2 separate regions of the Homo sapiens genome follow, and region 1 is linked to region 2. The links are chromatin loops, found by intact Hi-C in ENCODE. Cell type or tissue: PC-3. All regions are shown on one strand. Each heading gives the region's core, and the rest is flanking DNA. Links, peaks and the distances in the headings are about the cores only. Region 1 has its middle 73 kb from the start of LINC02115. Region 2 has its middle 120 kb from the start of MACIR.

Region 1 (7,304 bases), core at 2,406-4,905, 94 kb before region 2:
GTCATCCTTGTCCTAAATATTGCATAATGGCACAGACTGCTATCTCCTGTTTCCTTGGGCCAAACACAATGACAAGGCAAGCTAGGCTGTGGTCATTGAATCTCTTTGTAATCACTGCCATTTTGTGTGGTGGTCAGATGCATTTGTTATATCATGGGAATTATAATACTGAATAAGTTGCATAAAATTCTATCCAAGAAATCTTAAAAAGCTTGCAAATGGAATGCCTTATCTAGCTACGAAAAAATGTGTTCTGAAAGCACAGAAGGAACATTTGCAACTTGAAACTTTTCATCAGAAATTGAGAGAGCTCAAGGTCAACTTAATATTAATTCTCCCCAGTTCTTTAATCTAACAGATATCAAGTTGCATTTGAATCTGGCAAAGAGATATGTATATAGGTCAGTTTAGCCTTCACAGGACAAATTTCTTGAGAAATATTCTGTATCCATCTATTTACTCTTGAGTATCATTAGGTTATTTTAAGGTGAAAATGACCAAAACTTGCCTTTTGCATAGAAAGGGAAATTCATTTCTGGTAAGCTGAAATTGCTTTGAATAATTTATAGAGAACAGAGAATTCATCAGATCTGATATCATCAGCAGCCTTGAGATTGCATTGTTCTGTAATGGGTACTATGGGAACTGGAAAGCTGGAGTTGGTTAGCATGAGAATTTCTATCCAGAATCTCGTGTAAGTTAAAGGCAGGCAACATTTAAGAAAGGAAAAGTCTGAGTTTATATAGGAAGGAACCTTTTAAAAAAATACTCTCACTGTAAAGGATATTCTGTACACCTCCCACCTGACTACTGATATTCTTTTTCTTTGTATGATTTCATTTATTTTATTTTATTGCATTTTAAGTTCCGGGATACATGTGCAGAACATGCAGGTTTGTTACATGGATGTATGTGAGGGGAGGGGTGGGAACTTAGAGGACGGGTCAATAGGTGCAGCAAACCACCATGGCACATGTAGGACTGCTGATATTCATACCACCATGGTGGAATCGGCTGGCACCAATATGCAGGGCCCCTTTCTTATAGCATCACCACCTTCTCCTCCTTTTCATCATTGAGAAGATATTGAGAATAAAAACAAAATAAAGAAATGAAGCCAAATAAAATAAAAACATATCCAAATAAAGTGATACAAGAGCTCCAATTCATTACTGGCTAACTCCCTATTCTTCTAAATGGTAGGACTCCTTCCAGTCTTTCACACATGCTGCTGAAATATGCTACCTTGAATTCCATCTTAAATTCACCAATTTCTAATCTTGAGATTTCCCCAAGATCCCATGTTTAACCTTCTTGTTCATTTAAAATGTTCTTATTGACCATCTTTTATATGTAAGGGATACAGCTAATCGTTATTCTAGAAACCAAGTTGAATGAAACAAAATTTCTGCTCTCATAATGGGTGGCTGTTGAACTTAAACTTTTAACATGGGTAGGATTTCTGCACATGTAATGTGGGGAAGAGAATTCCAGATGGAAGCAAAAGCCTGATGAAAGGCTACACAGGAGGGTGTTGGGATCCAATTAGGGAGCCAAAAGTGGGCCAGTTTGATTGTATCATGGGATATGTGGAGAAGACTAATGGAGACTTAGACTAGAAAGGTACACCAAAGCCAAATAATAAAGAACTCTACATTCAGACTTAAGAGTTGTACTTTATTTAGGGGGCAATGAAGATGCACTGAGTGATTTTTGAACACAGAAGCATAACTGAAACATAAATAAAGCTATTCTTTAGGACTGCATGGTGGTGCTGGGAGCTTGGGTTGTAAGATCAGTCAGGAGGCATTGTATTAATTCGGACAAGAGGTAAGAGGCTGAATTTGGGTGATGGTGCTAAGAATTAAGAAAATTTATCTCAGAAATATCTTAGTTGTGAATCTCCTAATCTAAACGTCTTCCTGCTATCCTGTGCTCCTTTTACCAGTCTTGAATCCTCATACCACTGTAGACACCCTCCTTTACGGTTTTTCACCAAACACTTCAGCCTGTAGATATGGAGGTTCTTAACCTGGGGTCCAAATACCCCTTAGGGTATAGTATTAAAAGTTTCTTTCAGTTGGATAGGGAGAAATATTCTCTCTTTATCACTAATATTCAACTGAAACCTAAACTTTTCTTTAATTATAAAATAGGCAGCAAACCACCATAAAGTTGGCTGTTCTGCCAAATGTTTAATAACAGGAATTGCAGATATTTTATACTACAGTTATTCATATACTGAACCACATAGTTTATATTCATCACTATTGCAAAATTAAGGTAGCGCCCAGTCCCATTACTTGATCCTATTGTTTAATATACTACTAAAGAAGCAGATGTGGCTGGGCACGGTGGCTCACACCTATAATCCCAGCACTTTGGGAGGCTGAGGCAGGCGGATCACAAGGTCAGGAGAGCAAGACCAGTCTGGCCAATATGGTGAAACCCTGCCTCTACTAAAAAAAAAAAAAATACAAAAATTTGCCAGGCATGGTGGTGGGTGCCTGTAGTCCCAACTACTCGGGAGGCTGAGGCAGGAGAATCACTTGAACCCGGGAGGTGGAGGTTGTAGTGAGCTGAGATCGCACCACTGCACTCCAGCCTAGGTAACAGAGCGAGACTCCATCTCAAAAAAAAAAAAAAAAGCAGATGCTACCATATCACAAATTTTCCCTTAATGTTAGGTAATGGTATTTTAATATAATTGGTTTGCTTTATAATCCTGAAATCTCTAGACTACCAACCACCAAGAAGCCTTGTAGAAGTCCAGGTCATCATTTGAGACAGTGGCTGAGCTCATAATTTTCTGACCATCTCCAAGTCTAGGTCTATGCCAGGAGAGATAATACCCCCGTCACGCAGTCCTGAAGACAGCCTTGCTTTGTTCATCACTCAAAGACCCGGGAAGGAAAAGTATCCCCTCACTTGCCACCTCTTGCTGGTTTCACTTTTTCCCTTGTTTTTCCTTTTCTCCTTTTTTTTTTTTTAAAAAAAACTTCTATTGTATGACCCCTCTTGGAAACACCTTCAGAATATCATTGCTTCTGTAACTAAGCACAATCTCAATATCCATTTTGTTCTAAATTTTTTCCTGGGGAGTTCCATGACAAATAAAATGTGGTACTCTTCCTGGATCTAAGTCCATTTGTTGTTGCTGTATACTAGAAGCCAATAACTTTCAAAGGTGAATGCCAACTCTCCATCAATTCACTTCCTTATAGGTGGGAGGAGGAGGTAAAAGAGGAATTTCCTGATAAGAACTAATGCTGTGTGTGGCACCTTGACCATCCAGTAATGTGGGGAGAGATACATGAAAGAAATGGTTGAATAAAGAATGGAAATGTAGTATTTCGGGGAACAGGGAGTGCACCAACGATGAACTCTGCCTAGGGTTAACCCTAACTGCTCCACTGTTGAGAATATTGACACATGTGCATAAAAGGATAACCTATGTTATATAACTTTTCAAAGGGCACAGACTTAGGCCATACACTGAAAATGAAAGCACAATAAATATTCTCTTTGTTGACAGTGTGAGGAAAACTAGAAAAATTTTGTTTTCATGAAGGTGCCTTCCGATTTACTTCATTTCCCATGACTAAGAGATGGCTTTGGTGATTAAGGAAAAATACTATGCAACTATGAGTACTGCAGAACTTTGTGGAGATTTCAATGTGGTTTTTTTTTTAGGTCTTTTTTTTACTTTTAACATAGACATCAAATGACTAATGAACAAATAATTAGCTAAGAAAATGTACACAAAATTTTCTACCAGTATTCTTTCACATTATTGGAAGCAGATACATCAGTGAGGTTTTGAGGCGTTATTTCTGAAAATCTGTAACTTCACATTTTCAGTAATAACCAAGAAAATAGAAGGTGAAGTTTGATCATTAAGATTACAGCCACAGATGCAAGGATATTTAGTATCACAAAAGGTAGGCTTAGAATTCAAATGACTTTCATAATTTGAAAAAGTAGTTGTGTCGGGGGACAAATATATACTAAGGGAAGAGGAGCCAAATGGATATTCATGTATGACCAAAAATGTCAAAAGGTTAGAGTGGGCCAAAAGAATCCAGGAAGCAAAAGTAAAATGGGATATGAGAAAATGCTCACTCTCTGGCAACCATGAAGTCACTGTTTCAATAGCAATAGTATCAGAGGGGCTTTGGGGTGAGAGGTGCAGGGGTCAGGATCAGGAGGGGAGAGGGAGGCTTATGGTGCCCTGTGCCCAGGGAGATGGAGCATGACTGTCATAGAATAGGTCACAATGCATACAGTGTTAGGATAACTAATGGCAGAGTAAAAAGGAAAGAAAAGAAAAGGAACTTGCCTTATTACATTTGGAAAAGAGAAAATAGAATTAGGTGTGCAGATCAATACTCTTCCATGATGATATTCAAAGAGTCCACAGCAAAAATAAGAATAAAAATAATTAAGGGCATTGTATTAAGTTGTTCATAAGCATATTATTTTCAGTTCAATCGTGTATTCTTTCTTTTGCAATTACATCCTTCCTAATTTTCTGGGATCAAATTGTCTTTTCTTTTTTAAATACAAATAATAAATGGTAGTATTTTTCTAAACATTCTTTTTTTGGAAAAGTTTTTTAAGAAAGAATTGAAAGGTGTATCCCATCTCCCCAGTTTAATTGTTTAAGAGTGGGGAGTCCAGTCCAGTGATCCCTGAGGTTGTTTATTACATATATATCTTTCAGAAAATTTTTAGCCTGCATCCCCAATATATGGCACTTTATTTATAAATTACATTCATATGCTAGTCTAATATATATTGGTATTACTAAATTTACACAAAAATATAAATTTTAAAAGATGAAATAAAGCATTTAAAACGTTATTAGAAGTTCAAAAAACCCTTCATATTGTCTCTCATTCTAAAAATATTGTAATTGAAACCAACTGATTAAACATCTCATTACTTTTTACATCTTTAACATTTTGCCAGGCAGGAATTTAAAGGCTTGGTTCAGAATTTAGTTTCTTTTCCTACATAGTTTTAATAGCTATCATAACTAAACAGTTTCCAAAGATGCAGGCATCCACATGGAAGTGCTTTATTGGCTACACTTCCTAAATCGTGGTACTCATTTTTTAATACCATCCACCAATTAAACACATTTTTGTCATTTAAATTTGGCTACTAAATTTCCATCTTCTCTGATGTCCATTCATTCAAGCAAACTAACCAAGCAGTGGTACGTTTTACTATTTCTGAGAAATGGATTCAGAATATGTTATTTGAAACATTTGAGAATTTCAAGCTCTTTAAGTGTGTAGAAATATGTTTTTATAGGTGAAACCCACTATTTATGCCAACTAAATTATTAATGATTGAAATATTCCCAAAATACTTTTTTTTATAACATGAATTTCTTTCAAAAGCAGTTCCTTTCTCATCCATTATTAAAATGTGACCTTTACCTGGAAGGGGCATATAAGTCTCCTTATTTTTTCAGCTGTCTGCTCTGTAGCACACTATGGATAGCTACTTGTTATCGCAGAAAAAGGTCAGCAAACTTGGTAGGTGAGGTTTGATTGTTTATTATTATTATTATTATTAAAGAAAGCAATGTGTGTGTGATTCATCTTTAAGTTTGACATTCCTGTAACATACCCATCAGACCTCTGTGTTGTGCAAAACATTTTTGTGATCACTGTCCCATATCAGTAGAAAGTATTGTAGGGATTTTAAAAACATAAGGTAATATAATTTCTTAATCCACTTAACAAGGCACTAACATTGCAATAATGGTGAAAGTGAACATGTGGCTGTACAGACAATACCTTCATATTGTGGGACTCATACTCTGTCCTTCAGCAGATGGAGGCCTCAGGTACAAGTTCCTAACTTGTGACTCTCTGAAATACAAACTACATGACAATGCCAGGGACATGCTATATATGAAATACTCATAAAGCTTAATTTATTATTATATTTGAGACAAAGATCTAAAAATAGAAGTTCTATAATTGCCTCCTTATAGCTCAGTCTCTGAGGTGTGCATACCATAGATATCAAAGTTTTAATCAATTTAGATAATGTGCTTTTTATTTCTAATTGATTGTCAAAGGCCAATAGTTTAAATGGCAATGTTTACTCAATAGCGTTTTCACTTGTTTTTATGAACTATTATGTAGACTGTGTATACAAATTCTTTAATTTTTCAAAGAACAAATTAAAAATAAAATGACAAAGTCTAGAAAATAACTGAATTAAAATAAGGATTTTTTTTAAAAAATTGTTAAAAAGAAATTATGAAAAAATCTTCCTCTAGAGATCTTTTTCTAAAGTATTAAGCTGCCTGAGATGAAAGGAAATCCATATTACAACATGGGATTGGAGCCAGAATTTCCTGCTGATTCATAGGACACACAGCCCTTGGCACTGTGTATCTTGAGTTTTCACAAGAAGAACTTAGGCATAGCTTTTTCTGGTTCACAAAGAAGGCCTAAATGGCATTCTCCCTAGAATTAAAAAAAAAAAAAAAAAGGATCCATTTGATTGCTGTTAATATCACTGTTATCAAAATGTTATCATTACTCAAAAGCTTGATTGAATTTAGATAAAAACTAAAATTTAATTAAGGATTACTAAGACAAGTAGCCTGAAACAAACATCTAAGGACTAAAATAATGAAAACACTAGCCTTTAACATTTAGGATATTAATTGATTTTTATGAAGCTGATAGTATAAAATTAGGGGACTATAACAAACAGCTATAAAAGTAGCCCTTTTGTAGTATATGTAAATGGAATTTGTATAATTGGGCCACATAAAATTACTAAGAAATAACAGGATGTCAAAAAATTTAAACAGTATTTTCATGTCTTCAAGGGTATATACTCCTATAGTGTGTGCACTTGGTATCATGTAACCTGTATTCAGAGTCCACTCTACTATTTGCTGGCACTGTAAATCTAAGAAGTTACTTAACACAAGCCCTAGTATATTCCATTAAGTGGGAGCTGGAATGCTTGATTCACCAGGGCATTTGAGAATGAAGTAATAAAAGGTCCTAGTCCAATTACCAGCAGTCACATGATTAACATTGGCTTCTTTGAAAAAAATGGTGGATTCTATAACTGGAAACTCCTGCCAATTTGACCCAATTATGATTCTTATAGCCAAGTTTGGATGCAGAAACCAATGACATGTAAAGCAGAGAGAGATGCTTTATGCTGACCTCCCTAAGATCCTCATGCTATCTTTTTCAATGCATAGATATTTGGTGGATGCCAAATATTTGCGAGGTATCATGGCCGGCATTGGGAATACT
Region 2 (7,304 bases), core at 2,330-4,829:
ATGTTATAAAATACCTCTGGAGCACATGGCTTCAGTGCTCAGATTCTTTTTTGAGTTATTTTTCCCTAAATTTTGGTTTGGTAATTCCTTAATGTATTTTTAATTCCTCAATGTTTTAAAAGAGACATTTTTATATTATATTCAGCATTTCTTGTCATTTTCAGCAGGAGGAATGCGTCCAAATAATCTAGTCGACCATTAGCAAAGTGGAAATCATGATATTTCTTCAGGAACTCTCTCATCAGCACAGATATGGAAGTAGAAAAAAATAGGCATTTTGTTTCATCGAGGACTGAGGTTTTGCCAAGTTAGAATAGTAGAAAGAGGATGTGGCAAGTCAGCTTAGGGTATTAGTACAGCAGTGTTTGAAGTCTTGAATTATAAAACATGAGAAGGATAAGAAGAGAATAAAAGTATGAGAAATGTTTGAAACATTGAAAATAGAGGGTAAAGAGAATGGAGGTTTCAGTGAGGTCAAAGGATTGGTATATCAGCAACAGCTTAGTAAGTAACCTAAATGGACAGGAAGTTGTGGTCAAAAGGAAGAAAATCTAGTTTTTTGATTTTCAAGATGGAGAAGTTTTTTGTGTCTATGGAACTATACAATGGTTGACAAGGTTATTTTGAAGATGAAAAAGCCAGAAATCTGAGATTTTGAAGTCACCCAAGATGAGGTCAGAACTAAAAGTAGAACAAAAGACCATGGCAGACCCAGAGCCTTTAGAGACTGAATGGGAATGATTATTCCAAGGGTAGATTTCAGGGACAAGGTAACAGAGAAGGTATACCAATGTCATCTGCCTCAAGACAAGAGGAATTTGCATGAAGGGGCAAGAATAATCATCTAGAATAGCTTGAAGGGATAAGGTGATGCAGATTTTACATCCAATTTTGAGGAATGTTGGAAGTAGGACAATTGTGATAAGTTATATTTAGAAAACAACCAAATAAGATTTCTAGATATGAAATGATTCTTGGCTTTCATCATGTCTCTGTGGATCCCAGGGAGACTGTAAGATTCACTTTTCTTCCTTCAATAAGCAAGAAATAAAAAGTAAGAAGAGATTCCAGAAAGTTACAGACAATTTAACATCAAAGCATTAGTTTTATTAATAGTCCAGGCAAATTTTCAATAACCTCTAACATTGAAGGATCTCTGGGTATAGATGGTATGGCAAACATGATTTAGAACAACTCTCTAGCTGTATGGTACACTATGTACCCTGAACACCACATAAAAATACTCAAAGAATTTCCACAGAAAATACCCAAGGAACCTGAGTTCACCACTAGAAACAATACAAAGCTCACAAGTACACCAGTACCTTGTAATTCAATGAGGATAAAACAGCAGAATCAAACCTACAATAGCTTCATATACTAGAATTAATTGCATAGAATTTAAAGTAAATATCCTTGATATGTTTAAAGAAGCAAAAGAGGAGATATGAAAATACAAATAAGATGACTAGGCAGATTTGAAAAAAAGCTAAATAGGACTTCTAGATCTGGAAAAAAGGAAGGAAATAGCCGGGCATGGTGGCTTACGCTTGTAATCCCAGCACTTTGGGAGGCCTAGGCAGGCAGATCACGAGGTCAGGAGATTGAGACCATCCTGGTTAACACAGTGAAACCCCATCTCTACTAAAAATATAAAAATTAGCCGGGTGTGGTGGCAGGCGCCTGTAGTCCCAGCTACTCGGAAGGCTGAGGCAGGAGAATTGCTTGAACCTGGGAGGCAGAGGTTGCAGCAAGTGAGACAAGATCACGCCACTGCACTCCAGCCTGGGCAACAGAGCAAGACTGTCAAAAAAAAAAAAAAAAAAAAAAAAAAGGAAGAAAATGACAAAGATAAGAGATGAAATAAATGAAATTGAGACTAGAAAAGCCACAGAAAAGACCAACAACACTAAACATTGGTTTTTGGAAAACAAAATTGACAAACCTTTAGTTACACTAAGAAAAAAAAGAGGGAAGACCCAAATAAAATCAGAAATAAAAAAGCCAACTGATACCACAGAAATACACAGAGTCTAAACAGACTACTATGAACAATTGTACACAAATTGGATAACCTAGAAGAAATGAATAAAGCCCTAGAAACTTACACATCTACCAAGATTGAATCACGAAGAAATAGAAAATCTTAACTGATAATAAGTAAGGAAATTGAATCAGAAAACAGATCTGTAGAAATACCCAGGATGCAGCACAGAGATCCTATGTGACGAAAAATAGAGTTAAGAAAAATGGAGACTAGAATGAGAGATTCTAAGAAATTCAACCAGAGTTTCAAGAGCAGAGAAGATATGGGGAGAGACAATATTCAGAGTTTATGGCTAATAATTGATGAAAGAACAACAAATCTCAAGCAGGAAAAATAAAAAGAAATTCACATCTAAATTTATTTGAGCAACATTAAAGAACACCAAAGACCAAGAGAAGATCTTAGCAACAGATTACCTACAATGAACTACAGCAGGGATCAGGAAACTTTTTCCCATACAGGACCAAATAGTAAATATTTTATGTTTTGCAGGTCTTAGGGTTCGCTTTTGCAGCTATTCAACTCTGCTGTTTTCATGCAGAAGAATCCACAGACAATATGCAGACAAATAACCATGTTTGTGTTCTGATAAAACTTTATTTACAGAAACAAGCAGCAAGACAGATTTTTTTGCTCAAGTCATAGTTTGCCAACCCATGAACTACAAAATAACCCCAACTTTTCAACAGCAACAAAGGCAGCCAAAGAAAAAGGTTTAGTCCTGAAGTCAAGTGGTTGTCTTCTACTACCTCCCCAAGTTCCTCATTGCCCACTCAACCTGAGCAACCCAGTGTAGCCTGAGAAACCAGCATTGAGAAGCTGCTAGTCTATCTATCTCAATGAACCTTGAACTGCAAGGCAAGCCTACTGATAAATGCAGCCTAATGACTACAGGTCTCGCCAATCAGAAAACTGCTCTCCACCTCTTCAACAATATCCTCTACTAAAGTTGCTCAATATAACCAATGTAAACAAAATATTTAACCAAGGAGCTCACTGGAGGGATCTAGAATCTGTTTTTAATCTCCCCAGCCCTCACATTACCCCCCATCCCCCAGTCAAACAGGGAAAGGTCCATGTACATATCAACATAGGCTCATCATTTTTACAATGATTACCAATATTTCATCCAAGGAGCTAAATAACAGATCAGCTTACGGAAGGATTACGGCCACAGACTTCTGTGAATACATCAAAACAATAATGCCAGGAAGATGAATATTCCTCTAGGAATGCAATTGTGGATACTAAGATGACCAGGTGAGAAAAAGGGTGTTTCTGGGGATTTCTTTTCATCTTCTCATGTTAGTGCTCAAAACAGGGCCAATAGACAGTAACAAGGACTGCAAGCAAAACTGCATCAGGCTCCAGAGACAAAACAAAAGGCAATGTTGCAAACACCAACACACCCTGACAAGCATGTTCAGGCAGGGGTCCCAGAAGTTCAGGTTAGCATTAATCGTTGTTCCTAACTGCTGTCAGTTAACTCTCCCAAGCCCTCTCCAGGCCAAGCCATCATCCTATGAAACATGTTGTCTTCCCTTATAATGCATTTTCTGTCTTGCCAGTAACAGAATCTGTGGCTTTGGTGTTCTTTTACAGAAACACTGATCAAATTACTCTAAGACCTTTTTGTGTGCTCTGGGTTACTGGGCAGAATTCCAGAAACAAATGCTTACATTATCCTCAAATAGAATACCTTACTTTCCAAGTCTTCTCAGAAGTAGCTGTTTCTCAGTCATTTTAAGCTTGGCTATTGATAAAGGTACACACACTTGACATCCCAGCCTCTGGCCGCTAGGTGACACAGGCCATTATGTAATCTCATAACCTCTAAAATAATTCCAATAAAGGTCCATTATTGCTACAGCATCCAATACTCTACAGTAGAAATGTAAACAGGTCAATTTTCTTTTAATCTAGTCCCTTCACATTGCAGGCTTCTTTCCTAACCTTAAAAGTCTATTTGTGATTTTCATTCCATTTGTTTAAGAAACTGATACCTATTCTATTATTTAAGTGCTCAGAAGAAAAAAAAAACACACATTATTTTTTTTTTCCTAATATGTTTCAGTGTTTTGCAACACTTTGAAAGTTCTTTCTAATTGCATCTAGAAAAGCTATCACTTAGAATAGGAATAAGAATAAAAGATAATTATGTAATTCATTCTAATTTTACAGTTGGGAAAATTGAGGTATATCATTTAAATGATTTGTCAGAAACTGACAATGTCAGAATTGAGTGCAGTATTCATTCTACTGATTTTCTCACTATACCATATATATCTTAACATTTGAACTGTTTTATTTGCTCTATGACCCCAGGATTTCTATAACTTTTTATTTTCCTACAAACACTACTGATTACATGCTTTGCCTGTATCTTTACAGAAAATACATAGGATTAACAGAGGCTGACAATGAATATTTATCGTGCCAATTTGACTTTCATTTGACCTTGAAGTGCCATTGTTACTTAATGTGAAGATATCAAGATGATAGCACCGCAGATGCTGCCAAATGAAAATTTTGCTGCAATGAGCTTTTTATGAAATATCGAGGCTAAGCAGAGAACCAGTTCCTCTGACTAAAATAATCTCAGTCACTCCCTTCCCTAAATCACAGTGTGGAGGCTGCTGGCACTCTGGGCTTTCCATTGCCAGCAACGACACCCTGAATGTGCTTTGCTAGGAAACATCCAAGATCAAGAGATGGTCCTTTTTACTGCAGATTGTGAGTATTCATTTCCATAGGTTTACATTCAAAACAAAGGTTTTGTTTATGTGGGTATTTTAAAATATCATGGTTTTCAACAACCTCATTTGTATGAAGGTAAAAAATATCTCACTCTGAACAGGAAAGGAAATGGTGTACTTTCCATCTAAGCAGCATGTCACTCACATCTTCGAGGTGCACTGCATTCTCTCTCCTCTGTTGCAGCCCTACTCAGCCCCCATCCTCCCTTTGGGTGGAAAACCTAACAGCCCACACTGTACCTGAACAGGAAAAGAGTTTATTATTCACTTGACACCTTTGACTTTCCACTAAGTGAGGTCAACCTAGCTTACGTTTAGAGAAAGAAAAGGAAATCACAATGAGAGATGCTCTAAGTGGGACAACTAGGATGTGCTGTGCATAAGGAATGCAACAGTACAGACGACCCGAGGTGTTTTCAGCTCTCATTGTGTCACCTGGCTGAGGCACTCTGTATCACGTGATATTTACTGAGCCGCTGGGAGAGACTGAGATCACATTTACTGTTCTACTGAGAAACTCCAAGGGCAGGCAGCTTTCTGCAGGGACAGGTTTAGGAGATAAGAGGCATGCTGCATTCCTCCATGGGTACAGAAAGCCAAAGGCTTCTCCATTCAGTAGCATGAAGCAGTGGCTGAGGTGGAAAGAGAAATATGGTCCAGCCATAGTTCAAGAAAACTCCCTGACAACGCCATGGTAACCTTTCATTCTACTGACTGCAATGGCCCCACTGTTCTGTTCCTGGCACGATGCTCAGTGCTAGCCAGGATTCATTTATCCCTATTCGGCTCAAGTTGTAGTCACATAATAGAATGCACAGTGACAAGATTTCTTGAGGCTTTCAGGTGCATTCAGCCTGGCAGGCTATGGGTTGCTACCTTTCTAGGTCCAATGGTTAAATGAAGGCACCTATTGCTTCCAGACTCTAGTAGGAAACCAAACAGATGCTATCTAGTATTAGTCACTTAGGAGACAATTAAAGATCATTTCATGGGCCAAGCGCGGTGGCTCACGCCTGTAATCCCAGCACTTTGGGAGGCCAAGGCAGGTGGATCATCTGAAGTCAGGAGTTCAAGACCAGCCCGGCCAACATGGTGAAACCCCATCTCTACTAAAAAAAAATACAAAAATTACCCAGGTGTGGTGGCGGGCACCTGTAATCCCAGCTACTAAGGAGGCTGAGGCAGGAGAATCGCTTGAACCTGGGAGGTGGAGGTTACAGTGAGCCAAGATTGTGCCACTGCATTTCAGCCTGGGCAACAAGAGTGAAACTTCATCTCAAAAAAAAAATATATATATATATACACGTATATACGCATGTGTATATATATATATACACACACACACGTGTATATATATATATATATATATATCATTTCATTCATTTATACAACCAAATATTTTAGAGTACCAGCTATGTCCCAGGCATTATACCTAGCTCTGCCTGATACAAATATAAATAAAACATAGCCTGGAGGAACTCACAGGTAAGTAAGGAAGGGAGAGAAGTATGCATATAACACAATATGGTGAGTGCACGATTAGAGATGAGTACAGGGTCTTGAGAGACAGAATGAAATGGGTAAAAATACTTCAAGGAAGTGATGCCTGGGAAAGAAAAGGGGGTGATAAATGGAAGAGCATTTCAAGCAAAAGGAAAAATATAAGCAAAGGTAAAATCATGAAGTAAAATGCTATGTGTGTGCGTGGCTTGCTAGTGCTGGAACATAAAATGTGTGTGCATCACAGTAATGGCAACCAGACAGCAGGGAGCCAGGCAGAGGCCAGGTCAAGGAAGGCTCTATGACCTCTGCTAAGGAGCGTTATTCTGCAAACACGGGAGGGCGATTGAAAGCTCTGAGCAAGAGAGAGACAATCAATTTCCACTCTGGCAACAGTGTGGGAGAGCGGGCTCATGGGACCCAGACTAAAGGGAGGGAAAACAGAAGTATATTTCAAAAGCAAGGTAAATAATGATGAGGGCCTGTTTCTGCGCCCTCAGATAGTTGACCATCCAGTCTGGAAACCCCAGCATCTCCATTTGTGCATAGTGCACAATCAACCTTTAACCCACTGTAATGAATTCACCATGTAGTATTGCAAAATGTGCCAGACCTAACCTTGGAATGTCCCCCTAAAGCAGATGGAAGCTAGAAGAGAAAAAGCTCGGAAGTTCCATCCATCCCCCACCCTCTGCCCATTGCCTCCCCAATTGCCTAAGTGTGCTTCCTGAAAACACTTTCTGAATGCCCAGACCAACCCATATCTGGCTATGCTCTGGAACCAGCTTGCTTCTCTGGCCTTGGGTGGCTCTGCCACGCTATGTCCATTGCTCATTTTTCCTGCCTCTGCCCACTTCTGAGGGCTTGCCTGTTATCTGTTTTATGATTACTGTCATTTCTGCCCACTTTCTAAGTAAACCTGCAGAGTTGGCCTCCTGCACACCAGCTCAGCATTGCAGCTACTCAGATTCAATGTAATATCATGCTTGATGGGGTAAACA

The links. Hi-C counts contacts between places; a loop is a spot of excess contacts. Peaks named below come from ENCODE experiments on the same cell type or tissue, not always from the same donor. Only the 100,000 strongest peaks of a DNase experiment are listed, where the experiment ranks them.
Region 1: a loop joins it to region 2, with 2.4 times the contacts of the local background. A loop is called at or near these places in 2 of 110 quality-filtered maps.

The regions. Positions count from the first base shown.
Region 1 is chr5:103,465,775-103,473,078 of GRCh38, reverse strand. It overlaps the pseudogene PDZPH1P. Among named protein-coding and RNA genes, the nearest start is that of LINC02115, 73 kb to the left of the region's middle. In PC-3, for the core only: no CTCF peak of the experiment used is centred there; a DNase peak (open chromatin) is centred at 3,578; H3K4me3 peaks cover 930 bases; H3K27ac peaks cover 1,758 bases.
Region 2 is chr5:103,372,001-103,379,304 of GRCh38, reverse strand. No RefSeq gene overlaps it. Among named protein-coding and RNA genes, the nearest start is that of MACIR, 120 kb to the right of the region's middle. In PC-3, for the core only: a CTCF peak has its summit at 3,837 (motif pointing right); a DNase peak (open chromatin) is centred at 3,704.